Linked DNA regions of Homo sapiens: region 2 is linked to region 1. Evidence: chromatin contacts called from ENCODE Hi-C or POLR2A ChIA-PET data. All regions are on one chromosome and are shown on one strand. Each heading gives the region's core, a stretch centred on a gene start or an enhancer-like site at or near the end of the contact. The rest is flanking DNA. Distances are from core to core; before and after follow the strand shown. Region 1 overlaps SDC4 (syndecan 4). Region 2 holds the start of SNX21 (sorting nexin family member 21).

Region 1 (5,260 bases), core at 1,271-3,770:
CTACAGAAACTAACACCTGCCAACAGAAGGTATCTGATTTTATAACCTAGCAAACAGACAAGACAAGGGATTTTGCCAAGGTCATCCAAGCAGCTGGCAGCGGAGATGGACTTAGAACCTAGGTATCCTGGCTCCCAGACTGGAATTATCTTCTCTCCCCTTCCAGGGTGTTGGCTGCCCCTAAGGGTCTCAGCAAATCCACAGGCAGCAGCTGTCATTACAGTTATACTCCCCATCTAGTCTTTTGGCTATAGGCATGAAGCTACGAAAAGGTCCTATCCCAACCCTATCCCCAAATCCTATGGCTTCTATCACCCCAGGAAAAGCATGAGTGACTAAAAGGAGTATCCACTACATGCCAAGCACCATGCTGGGTACTTTGTTTATACAAGTTCATTTAAATGGCAAAACAGCCTTGCAAGGTGCTCTACCCATTTTGCAGATGAGAAGACTGAGGTTCAGCTGAGTCACTTATCCAACGTCATGCAACTAGAAAGCTAGAGCTGGGATTCAAATCCAGATCTTCCTCAAGAACACGTCCCAACCACAACTAGGCTTCTCACTGCCACCCACTCTTCACTTCTCTCCAGCCTAACCCGCCAGTCCACAACACACTGGCTGGGCCAGGGCTCCAGGGCAACCCTGTCCCTGCCTAGGAGTAAACAAAGGTGAAAGTGATATCACTTAAACAAAGGAACAGAAACTTGGCTGGGGCACCAGAGAGGAGTTCAGGGTCAGGGCTTGGATAACTGTGAACTAATGAGAGCCTCTCCCGACCTGGCTCCTCCCCAGGGGAGGTAGGGTCGGGGACACACTTGACCCTTCTTTCAGGAGGCAAGACCAGAAGGGTAATAACTGGGCAAGCCAAATTTAGTGGGGAGAGGGGATGGTGAGTACCTGGGGCTCCAACACCTGGACCCACCAGAATGATTTCTAGCAGGAGACCCCCAGCAGCGTACACTACTCGTAACTGTTCTTCCCCACCCCACCCACTTCTTAAGGGCCAGACATTCCCCAGAATGGCTAAAACCTGGGGCCCACAACTGTGACTCTACCACCCAGAGTGGTTGTGCATCAAGGCAGATTCACAAGTGTGAGTTCTGCCACTTCCTAACTATATGAGCTTGGGAGTTTATTTCATCTCTGAAATCCTCAGTTTCCTCTTTTGTGACTAGGGCTGGTAGCACCTTGCAGGGTGATGAGGATTAAGAGGAATGCATTTGTGTGTGCAAGGGACCCAGCACGTGATCAATGAATAGTGGCTGTGATTAACCCCTACCTGCCTTCCTCCTGGCCAGTGGGATCAGTGCTCAAAGGATCAGAGGCCTGGGAAAACTTGCAGAGGCAGTTCTGTTGCTGGAAGGAAGCTAGCCTGGGGACAGGGAGATGGTGCTTTGCAAACTGTAAAGGAATATAATCTATAATAGGTTATCATTTTGCTTCTGAGCCCAGAGACTTTTCAACAACCAATCAGGTCCCTTCAGACTGTGAAAAAAAGATACAGAGATAGTCAGAGACCTGCCCAAGGTCACACAGCTTTGACCACCTGTCCTAAGCAGACAGAGGTAAAGACCATTTTTATTTTCCCCGAAGGTGCAAATGACAGTGACCAGAAACACCTGAAATTCTACTTGGGGACCTGGGTCCCCAGGGACAAAATAAATAAATAAAAATCTAGAAGGTAAAAAGAAACTACACACCAATCCATGGTCTGGTGCTCTGGTGCCTGAATGGTTAAACCAGGTCTGGGGGTGGGGGTGGAGTGAGGGTTCAAATGTCGCCTTCAAGGTCGGGTTACTCTGAACACAATCACTCAGGAGAGAGCCAGGCCTGGCACTGCCTGCAACCAGCTTTTCACCAAGCCTCAGGGCAGCCCATTCCCACAGCAAGAACTCCAGGATCCTAGGGTGCCAGCTAGAAATGGGGGAAGGGTTCAGGAGCCTCTGGATGTCTCCCTGCCAGGAGCTGACCCAGCACCCTTGTTACTAACTCCCTGGATGATCGTGGACAATTCCCTTCTCTGAGCCTCAGTTTTCCAATCTGTAAAAGACAGGTCTCAAAGAGACAAGCCTCCCTCTGTCCCAGCCCAGTAACCAAGCTGGGCATTGCTCCGATTACCGGTGGAGACAGCCAGGAGGGGGCTGGCTCCCTCAGGGCCTCAGAGACAGAGGTGCATTGAAGTTGGAGCTTGTAATCTAGGCAGCAGATCCGAAATCCCTGCTGGATCCGAGGGCTAGGGAGGCTCTCGGGATGTAAACAAACCTCCTGTGTTCTCAGAGCAGAGTAGAGAGCCCACGCTGCAGCCTTATCTCAGCTGATTAGATCAGCCCTGGGTGCTGGCTTCCTGCCTCTTCCCAGCCTCCCTCACCGACCCCCAAGGAAGCCATCCTCCAGACCAGGTCAGTCTGTCCCACAGACGGCTCCGGCAGGGCTTCTCCAAGGCAAGGAGTATCCCCACTCTGGGTAGCCGGGCCAGCCATGTGCCACATCTGCCCCCACGCCCAGAGGCTAGAGTGACACCGCCAGTCCCCGCAGGCCTGGCCACTGACTGCTGGGCTTCACCAAGTCACTGTTTCCACACATACCAGCCTCTCCCTGCCTCCCCTTTCCATTACCCCAGGTGTCACCTGACCAGCAGCCTCTTCTACTGTGCCAGAGAAAACTGGAGCAGCCGAGCTCCCGGGCCTGGAGGACAGGGGGAGGGGTGAGATGCAGCCTGAAGGGGTGGGGGCCGCTGAATAGGAAGGTCTGGGCTGAAGGTGGGGGTTGGGGGAAGCAGGAGGCAAGAACAAGGCTGGGAAGTGGGGGAGGGAGGAAGGATGGCTGTAGAAAGGTCAAAGCCAGAAAGAACTGCTGAGATCAGAGTGACCTTTTGGGGAGTACTGCAGCCCCCTGAAAAGGATAAAAAGGTCTAAACCCCAATAACTGTAACTCTTAGTTTACATTTTCAACATATGCACAGACACCACCTCCCCAAAGCCAAACTCTGGCCGGGTTAAGAACCCTCGTCTAGGTGCTAATAAAGCCAGAACTTTACAAGTTTGCCAAACAGCGATGATGACCTTTGAGTGCCACAGGTGTTTTATAGAGGACACTGGAGTTCACATCAACAAAGTGACGTATTAACTGTGTGTGTCCCTGGGTGAGCAGCAGAGCTAGGACGGGGGCTGGAGTTTTCTGTACCCTCTTTTTCAGTCACCCAGCCTTCAGCAGATGGGACCAGAGAGGCCCCAGTGAGATGCAAGAATGTGCCCAAGGTCACCACTGTGTTAGTTAATGACAAACAAGCCCAAGAAGTCAGGCTTATTCTTCTAAGGTTAAATGAGACCCCAACTGTTGACATATGTGTTCTCTCTCCTCCCTCTCTAGGGCACCATGCAGTGAAAACATACGAGAAACTGGCTTTTCAGAACACTGTACCTTTTCTGTCCACCAACACCCCACCCCTCAAAGTGCTATTTGCAATCACTCAGCCTCCTTAAGGGTAGAAACTCTGCCCCTCCAGCACAGGAGGGTGACCCCAGGTCCTGGACAGTGTCCAGAGTGGTCTGATACCCTTGGCAAACCCCCTGCCCCCTCTCCCTCCAGGCTGCAAACTGTTCAGCATGAGGCTCCAGCAAATCCCAGCAGGAGAGGTGGGGCTGCCCAGAACTGGTTCTTGTTTAAACATAAACCCATTCGATAATTAGCAAACAGCCCACTTCTAAGATAAACAAATAGGAGATTTGGACTCCAAAAGCCCCACCCTAGATTTCTCCCTTCCCACCTCCCAGCTGTGGGGGTAGATAAGGGGGATAAGGGGGATGGAGAAAGCTTTCCAGGAGACCTGGGCTCAGAATCTTCAGAGATAGGACCCCCTGGCATGAAGGTGGCCTGGGCAAGGAAGGGAACTGTCACTAAGTAACACCTCCTCCCTACCAGGCATGGTACTAGGTGCCTTTATTTACAGCCCTGTCGTCTCCTTTAAGCTTCGCCACACCGGTATCATGATCTTCTTAACAGACCAGGAGGCTGGGGCTCAGAGGTGGAGTAGCATGACTGAATTCATGTAGCCAGTAAGAGGTGGACTTCGCACGTCTGGAGTTAAGTCTGTGTAACACCAAGCCAATGTTTCAATGCCCTCTGGCCAGCCCCAGGAAGCAAAGAGGAGTCCTCACAAACATCAGAAAATCCTGGGGTCACACCAAACCTGAACAGTACCAGCTTTTGCTCTCTGAAAAAATGCAGGCCAGTTGCAGCCTCAGTTTTGCCTTAAAGAGGAAAAAAGTACTACCTGCTCTGCAGAGGTCTAAAGCCCAATTTTGAGGACTGGCTGCACAATGTACAATGTCAAAGTCTACATGCAGGCAAGGGGCTGTGAAAGTGCGGGACCTAGTACAAACATGTCCTGTATGTCCCCTCGAGCCCCGGACACTGAAACAGTGACTCCCAAAGGACAAGGTAAAACTCTGAGCTCATTCCAACACCCCCACCACAGAGCTGTCCTATTAGCCAAGAGTTTGAAAGGAAATGGGTGACTCAGGCAGGCTACGCTAGCATGCAGTGACTCACAGCGCTCGGTCCAGCCCCTTACCCCAATTTTAAGCATTCATTTGGAAATCACACTCGCCTGTCCAGTCCGGGAGGTTGAAGGACAGCTAGGAGCCAACTTCTCCCAACAGGGAGATGGGGCTGGGAGCCCAGCCTGGCTTCCCCAGCTCCTCATTCAGGCAGGCTCAGCACTCCAAGTCCTTGGAAAAGCCCTCTGTTTCTAGGAGCTGGGGATGGCAGGAGCTGAATGTCCCCCCGCCACCCCAACTTCTCTTCTGAGACTGGGATTTGTTTAGACTCTTCACCAAGGAGGCCAGCAAAGGGCCCCTCCCCTCATCAATGGGCTCTCTGGGCAGGAAGGACCCTTGGAAGGCAATGGTCCAGCCTCCTTATTTTAGAGTTGGGGACACTGAGACCCAGAGACAGGGCATGTTTGCTCAAGGTCACCCAGCAACGCAGAAGTAGGACCTAAGGTATCTACCTTCAAACCCAGCAAATTTCCTCATCTGGAATATTCTGAGGACACTCAAACCAGACACCTTGCCCTATCAGAAGGACCTGGTTCTGACCTTAGGAAGCCACTGCATTGTTCCGAGCATCAATTTCCTGTAAAAATAGAGAAAATGGTACCTCGCAGTACTGGGAGATACTCATACTAGCAATAAATAACAGTAATGAACCATTTAGAATAAAGTTACATGCACGAATTTATTCATTCATACAAGCATTT
Region 2 (5,260 bases), core at 2,761-5,260, 490 kb after region 1:
AAAAAAAAAAGTTTCATCATGTTGGCCAGGCTGGTCTCAAACTCCTGACCTCAAGTGATCCGCCTGCCTCAGCCTCCTAAAGTGCTAGGATTACAGGCATGAGCCCCTGAGCCCAGCCTTTGTTCTTTTGTTTATTCAAGGGATTAGGTAAGGCCCAAATTGCTTAATGTAGCCAAGCAAGGTCCCATTGGCCCTTCTAATCTCACTCCTTCCCTCCACATCATGTTGCTGTCTGCTCTGATCAGACTTTAAAATACTGCTCTAGGCTGGGCACGGTGGCTCATGCCTGTAATCCCAGCATTTTGGGAGGTGCAGGCTGGCAGATCACGAGGTCAGGAGTTCGAGACCATCCTGGCCAGCATGGTGAAACCCTGTCTCTACTAAAAATACAAAAAATTGCTGCTGGGTGTGGTGGTGGGCGCCTGTAGTCCCAGCTACTTGGGAAGCTGAGGCAGAAGAATCACTTGAACCTGGCAGGCGAAGGTTGCACTGAGCCAAGATCATGCCACTGCTCTCCAGCCTGGGCGACAAAAGGAGACTGCATCTCAAAAAAAAAAAAAAAAAAAAAAAGACTACTCTAAACACCACCTTCTATGAACCTTCAAGCCTTTGCACATGCTGTTTTTTTCTGCCAGAAACTCCCATCTTTCCTCTCTTCATCTGTCTACTTCCCTATCATCTTTCTAAGCTCTAACATCACTTCCTCGGGGATCCTTCCCCCACTGTGTCCAGACCAGGGAGTCCAAGGTGGTCTCTAGTAGTTTCCTCAATCATAGCACTGAGCATACCTTATGCTCACAACCCATTCTATGTTCTACAGATCATCACATTTCCCAGTGCTCAGCACTTGCTATGTAGCAGGTGTTCAACAGATATTATATTCTACATAAGAATAACTGAACTGGATGGTATTTAGTTCAATATAAGGGGGAACTTCCTAATAGTCATAGTTGAACAATAATGGGAACAGGTGGCCTCAGGAGGTAATGAGCTCCGTATCACTGAGTATACCCAAACAGGAGCTAGATGACCATTTCTCAGGGAGGCTGTAGGGAGATATCCATACAGAATTTAAGAATGGGGGCAGTGGCTCACACTTTTAATCCTAGCACATTGGGAAGCTGAGGCAGGTGGATCTCTTGAGCCCAGGAGTTCAATACCAGCCTGGGCAACATGGCGAGACGCTGTCTCCAATTAAAAAATTAAAATAAAACAAAGAATGGTGGGTGGTAGCTCATACTTGTAATCCCAGCACATTGGGAGGCAGAGGTAGGAGGATCTCTTCAGGCCAAGAGTTCAAGATCAGCCTGGGCAACATGCAACCCCACCTTTACAAAAAATAAAATACTAGCCAGGCATGGTGGGCACATATCTGTAGTCCCAGATACTTGGGAGGCTGAGGTGGGAGAATCACTTGAGCCCAGGAGTTTGAGGCTGCAGTGAGCTATGATCGCACCCCTGCACTCCAGCCTCACAACAGAGTGAGACTCTGTCTCTGAAAGAAGAGGCCGGGCACGGTGGCTCATGTCTCTAATCCCAGCACTTTGGGAGGCTGAGGCAGGTGGATCATTTGAGGTCAGCAGTTCGAGACCAGCCTGGCCAACATGGTGAAACCCCATCTCTACTAAAAATACAAAAATTAGCCGGGTGTGGTGGCACATGCCTGTAATTCCAGCTACTTGGGATTACTTGTAATTCCAGCTACTTGGGATTACTTGAGGCAGGAAAATCGCTTGAACCCAGGAGATGGAGGTTGTAGTGAGCCAAGAGTGTGCCATTGGACTCCAGCCTGGGTGATGGAGTAAGACTCTGTCTCAAAAAAAATAAAATAAATAAAAATAAATAAAAAAGGAAGAAGAAGCAGGAGGAGGAAGAAGGAAGCAAAAAGAAGAAGAAATAATAATAGTGGAGAATGCGCAACCTTCAGATCTCCTAGTTCTGACTGTTTATATGACCCAGCATAAGCCCTTCCCCTCACTAAGCCTCAGACTACCTATCTGTAAAATGGAGGTGATAGGCCAGATTTCTGAGGGGCCCTCCTGCTCTAACAACCCATGGTTTCATGAAGACCAGCTTTGTGCCCAGACATGTAAGGCATATACCGAAGGACAAGTTATTTTTTAACCAATGGTTGGTGAATGAGTGAGTGTTGAATTAATGAATGAAGTATGCCTTTTTTGTCCCAATATCTTGCCCATAAGCCAAATGAAGAGTAATTCGAGGTTTGAAATTGTGCAAACTGGCCAGGCACAGTGGCTCACGCCTGTAATCCCAGCACTTTGGGAGGTAGAGGCAGGTGGATCACTTGAGGCCAGGTGTTCCAGATCAGCCTGGCCAATATGGTGAAACCCCACCTCTACTAAAAATACAAAAATTAGCCGCATGGTGGCACATGCCTGTAGTCCCAGCCACTCAGGAGGCTGAGGCAGGAGAATTGCTTGAACCTGGGAGGCAGAGGTTACAGTGAGCCAAGATTGCATCACTGTACTCCAGCCTGGGCGACAGAGCAAGACTCTGTCTCCCTCTCTAAAAATAAATAAATAAATAAATAAAATTGCACAAACTTAGGCTTAAAATCCCAGCCCCTCTATTTCCCAGATGTGGATCTTGGGGAAGTCACTTTGCCTCAGTTTCTTCATCTTGAAAATGGACCATTAATGTCCAGTTACAGCCTCTTCCCCAGGACGCTGTGAGGGAGAGATGTGACAGTAAAGTGCCTAGAGCAGGATGTAGAAAGTGGACCCTCAGAAAATAAGAACCCCAGCCTTTCTGCTCACATGGGAGGGCAGGGAGCTGAAATACCTTCTGCTTATCCCAAGGCATTTTCCCCCACCCTTCTCTCCTGTGCCACTCAGAAAGGGTAGGAGCTACTTTGGAGAGATTTTGATTTTATTTATTGTATTGTATAACTATCAAAATCTGCCCTAACAACTGATACCTAGGCTTTGTGACAGGAAGCCACAATAACTTTTTCTTGACCTGCAGCTGCCCTGCGGATAAAAGATAAAACAAAGCTGGGGAGCCACTGAGATTATCAGGCCTGCTGCACAGGAAAAGGGCAGTATGCAGCAGGGGACCTGGGCTCCAGGCCCCATACTCAGAAACCTCTGAGGGAGGCAGAGGCAGGTGGATCACTTGAGCCCAGGAATTCGAGACCAGCCTGGGCAACATGGCCAAATCCCATCTCTACAAAAAATACAAAAATTAGCTGGGTGTGGTGGCGAACGCCTCTATTCCTAGCTACTGGGGAGGCTGAGGTGGGAGGGATGACCTGAGCCCAGGGAGGCGGAGGTTGCAGTAAGCAGAGATGGTGCCACTGCACTCCAGCCTAGGTGACAGAGTGAGACTCCATCTCAAAAGAGAAAGAAAGAAAGAAAGAGAGAGAGAGAAAGAAAGAAAGAGAGAGAGAGAAAGAAAGAAAGAAACCTCTGGCAAGCTGTGTGGTTAAGCCAAGTAACTCACCCTCTCTGGTCCTCAGTTTCCCTGTTTGCCTACTTCCCATGTGTGAGGTTCAAATCAGATTGTGCAAGCCTGTGAACACTGTAGAAACAATAATCATTATGTAAGTGATCATTTCGTCAGCCTTTGCTCTATGCCAGGCACGGGACGAGCGTTCTTACAAGAGCTGCAAAATTAGTTTTAGCAGTATTGTTCCTGTTTTACATATGAGAAAACCTAGGCTCAGCGAGGTCAGATTCCAACCAACCCAAATCACGCATCTTCTCCTGGCCCTTCGTTTTCTCTCGGGAGACATGGCCTCCCTACTATTGCATAATTACTTTGTGAAGTTAAAGAGCGTTGGGTGGAAATGAGTGGGACAGATTGGAGATGACGTGGGTGGGGTGGGAGGATTCAAGGAGGGTACGCGCCTGGCCGGACTGGGATGACTCTGCGGCAGGCCTGGGACTCCCTCAGGCCGACCCAGGCTTCCCAAGTCCCTCCTGGAGCCAAGGGCCCGGGATTCTCGGGCGGCTCGGGCGAGCGGGCGGGGCAGGAGGCGGGGCGGCGGCAGGAAGCTGCCCGAGCGGCGCTCTGAGCGGCCTGAGCCCGGCGGAGCCCTGCAGAACCCGGCCGACCTCCATGGGCTGCGGGGGGCTGCACCCGGACCCCTGGGGCGCGGCGCGCCCCTGAATGCACCGTGGGACGCAGGAGGTAGAGGCGCACGAGGCGGCGCAAGAGACATCGGGAGGGTCCTGAGCCCCTCCGGGGAGGAACGCGGTCCTAGGCTGAGTGGGTTGGGGGGAAAGCGATGCTGGCTGGGTCCCCTGGTTCGCAAGACCTCGGACTGCCAGGGGGTGGGGCCTCACCGCGCCCCTCCCTCTCCGGTTCGGGCCCCGCCCCTCCTCCTCCTGCGCCGGGCTGGGGTACCCCTCCTCCGGGATCCGGTACACAGCGTCGCGCGCTCCCCCCAGGGTGCCATGGCCTCCCGGCTCCTGCACCGGCTGCGGCACGCCTTGGCCGGCGACGGCCCCGGGGAGGCGGCGGCCAGTCCAGAGGCCGAGCAGTTTCCGGAGAGCTCAGAGCTGGAGGACGACGACGCCGAGGGCCTGTCCTCCCGACTCAGCGGCACCCTCAGCTTCACCAGCGCCGAGGACGACGAGGACGACGAGGACGAGGACGACGAGGAGGCTGGCCCTGACCAGCTGCCCCTCGGGGATGGGACGTCAGGAGAAGACGCAGGCGAGTGCAGGAGGACGGAGGCGGGAACCCTGGGGCTCGATTAGGCCTCCATCCCAGCCGCGTTCCCAGAGCATCCAGGGCGCTAAGTTGATCCAGCTGAAACTCCCACACTTCTTAAAGCGCCTGGGCCACCTCTTGGCTGTGTGACCTTGAGAGAGTCTTAACCCCCCTCTGAGCCAAGTTTTCCCTTGTGTCAAGTGGGAGAACTCACTCTCATCTCAGAATTGCTGCAGGCATTAAATGTACAGGGCTTGGGATCCGAATGGAAATGATGTATTAACGATATTTTGAGGGTGGAGCTATTAATTTAGCCCCTACTGTCTGCCAGGCACGGTGTTTGGCTCCTCGGTGCCTCTCTGTCCCTCAGTTTCCATTTCTGTAAAAAGGGGGTAAGTCCTGCCTCACACTGGGAGGATGAGTGAGGCCACGTCAGTGGTTGATGTCGACCCTGGCCCTAGGCCCATTGATATGACTGGTCATGTGTCTGCAGAACGGAGCCCCCCACCTGATGGGCAGTGGGGCAGTCAGCTCCTGGCGCGGCAGCTGCAGGATTTCTGGAAGAAGTCCCGGAACACCTTGG

What was found. A loop is a pair of places that touch in the nucleus more often than their neighbours do. ChIA-PET counts read pairs that join two places held with the same protein, here RNA polymerase II (POLR2A). Pooled maps may share reads with other maps.
Region 2: a loop to region 1 is called in a pooled map, with 2.8 times the contacts of the local background. The contact joins the promoter of SNX21 here to the enhancer-like site in region 1. A Hi-C loop is called at or near these places in 4 of 50 pooled maps. POLR2A ChIA-PET finds 5 or more read pairs at or near these places in 2 of 52 experiments (AG04450 and PC-9).

What each region holds. Positions count from the first base shown.
Region 1 is chr20:45,339,896-45,345,155 of GRCh38, forward strand. All of the region lies in intron 1 of SDC4 (syndecan 4), which reads right to left. Among named protein-coding and RNA genes, the nearest start is that of SDC4, 5.9 kb to the right of the region's middle. RefSeq lists an enhancer at 2,538-3,432. Within about 2 kb of position 2,521, at least 30 of the 41 ENCODE cell types and tissues checked have a DNase peak (open chromatin) inside an H3K27ac peak, as active enhancers do; they include PC-9, where a contact is called at or near this core.
Region 2 is chr20:45,829,789-45,835,048 of GRCh38, forward strand. SNX21 (sorting nexin family member 21) reads left to right here and starts at 4,011. Exons shown (of 4, transcript NM_033421.4): 1 at 4,011-4,152; 2 at 4,413-4,680; 3 at 5,171-5,260. The coding sequence starts at 4,132. It also overlaps a transcript of TNNC2 not described here. RefSeq lists silencers at 4,055-4,364, 4,385-4,504, 4,545-4,594.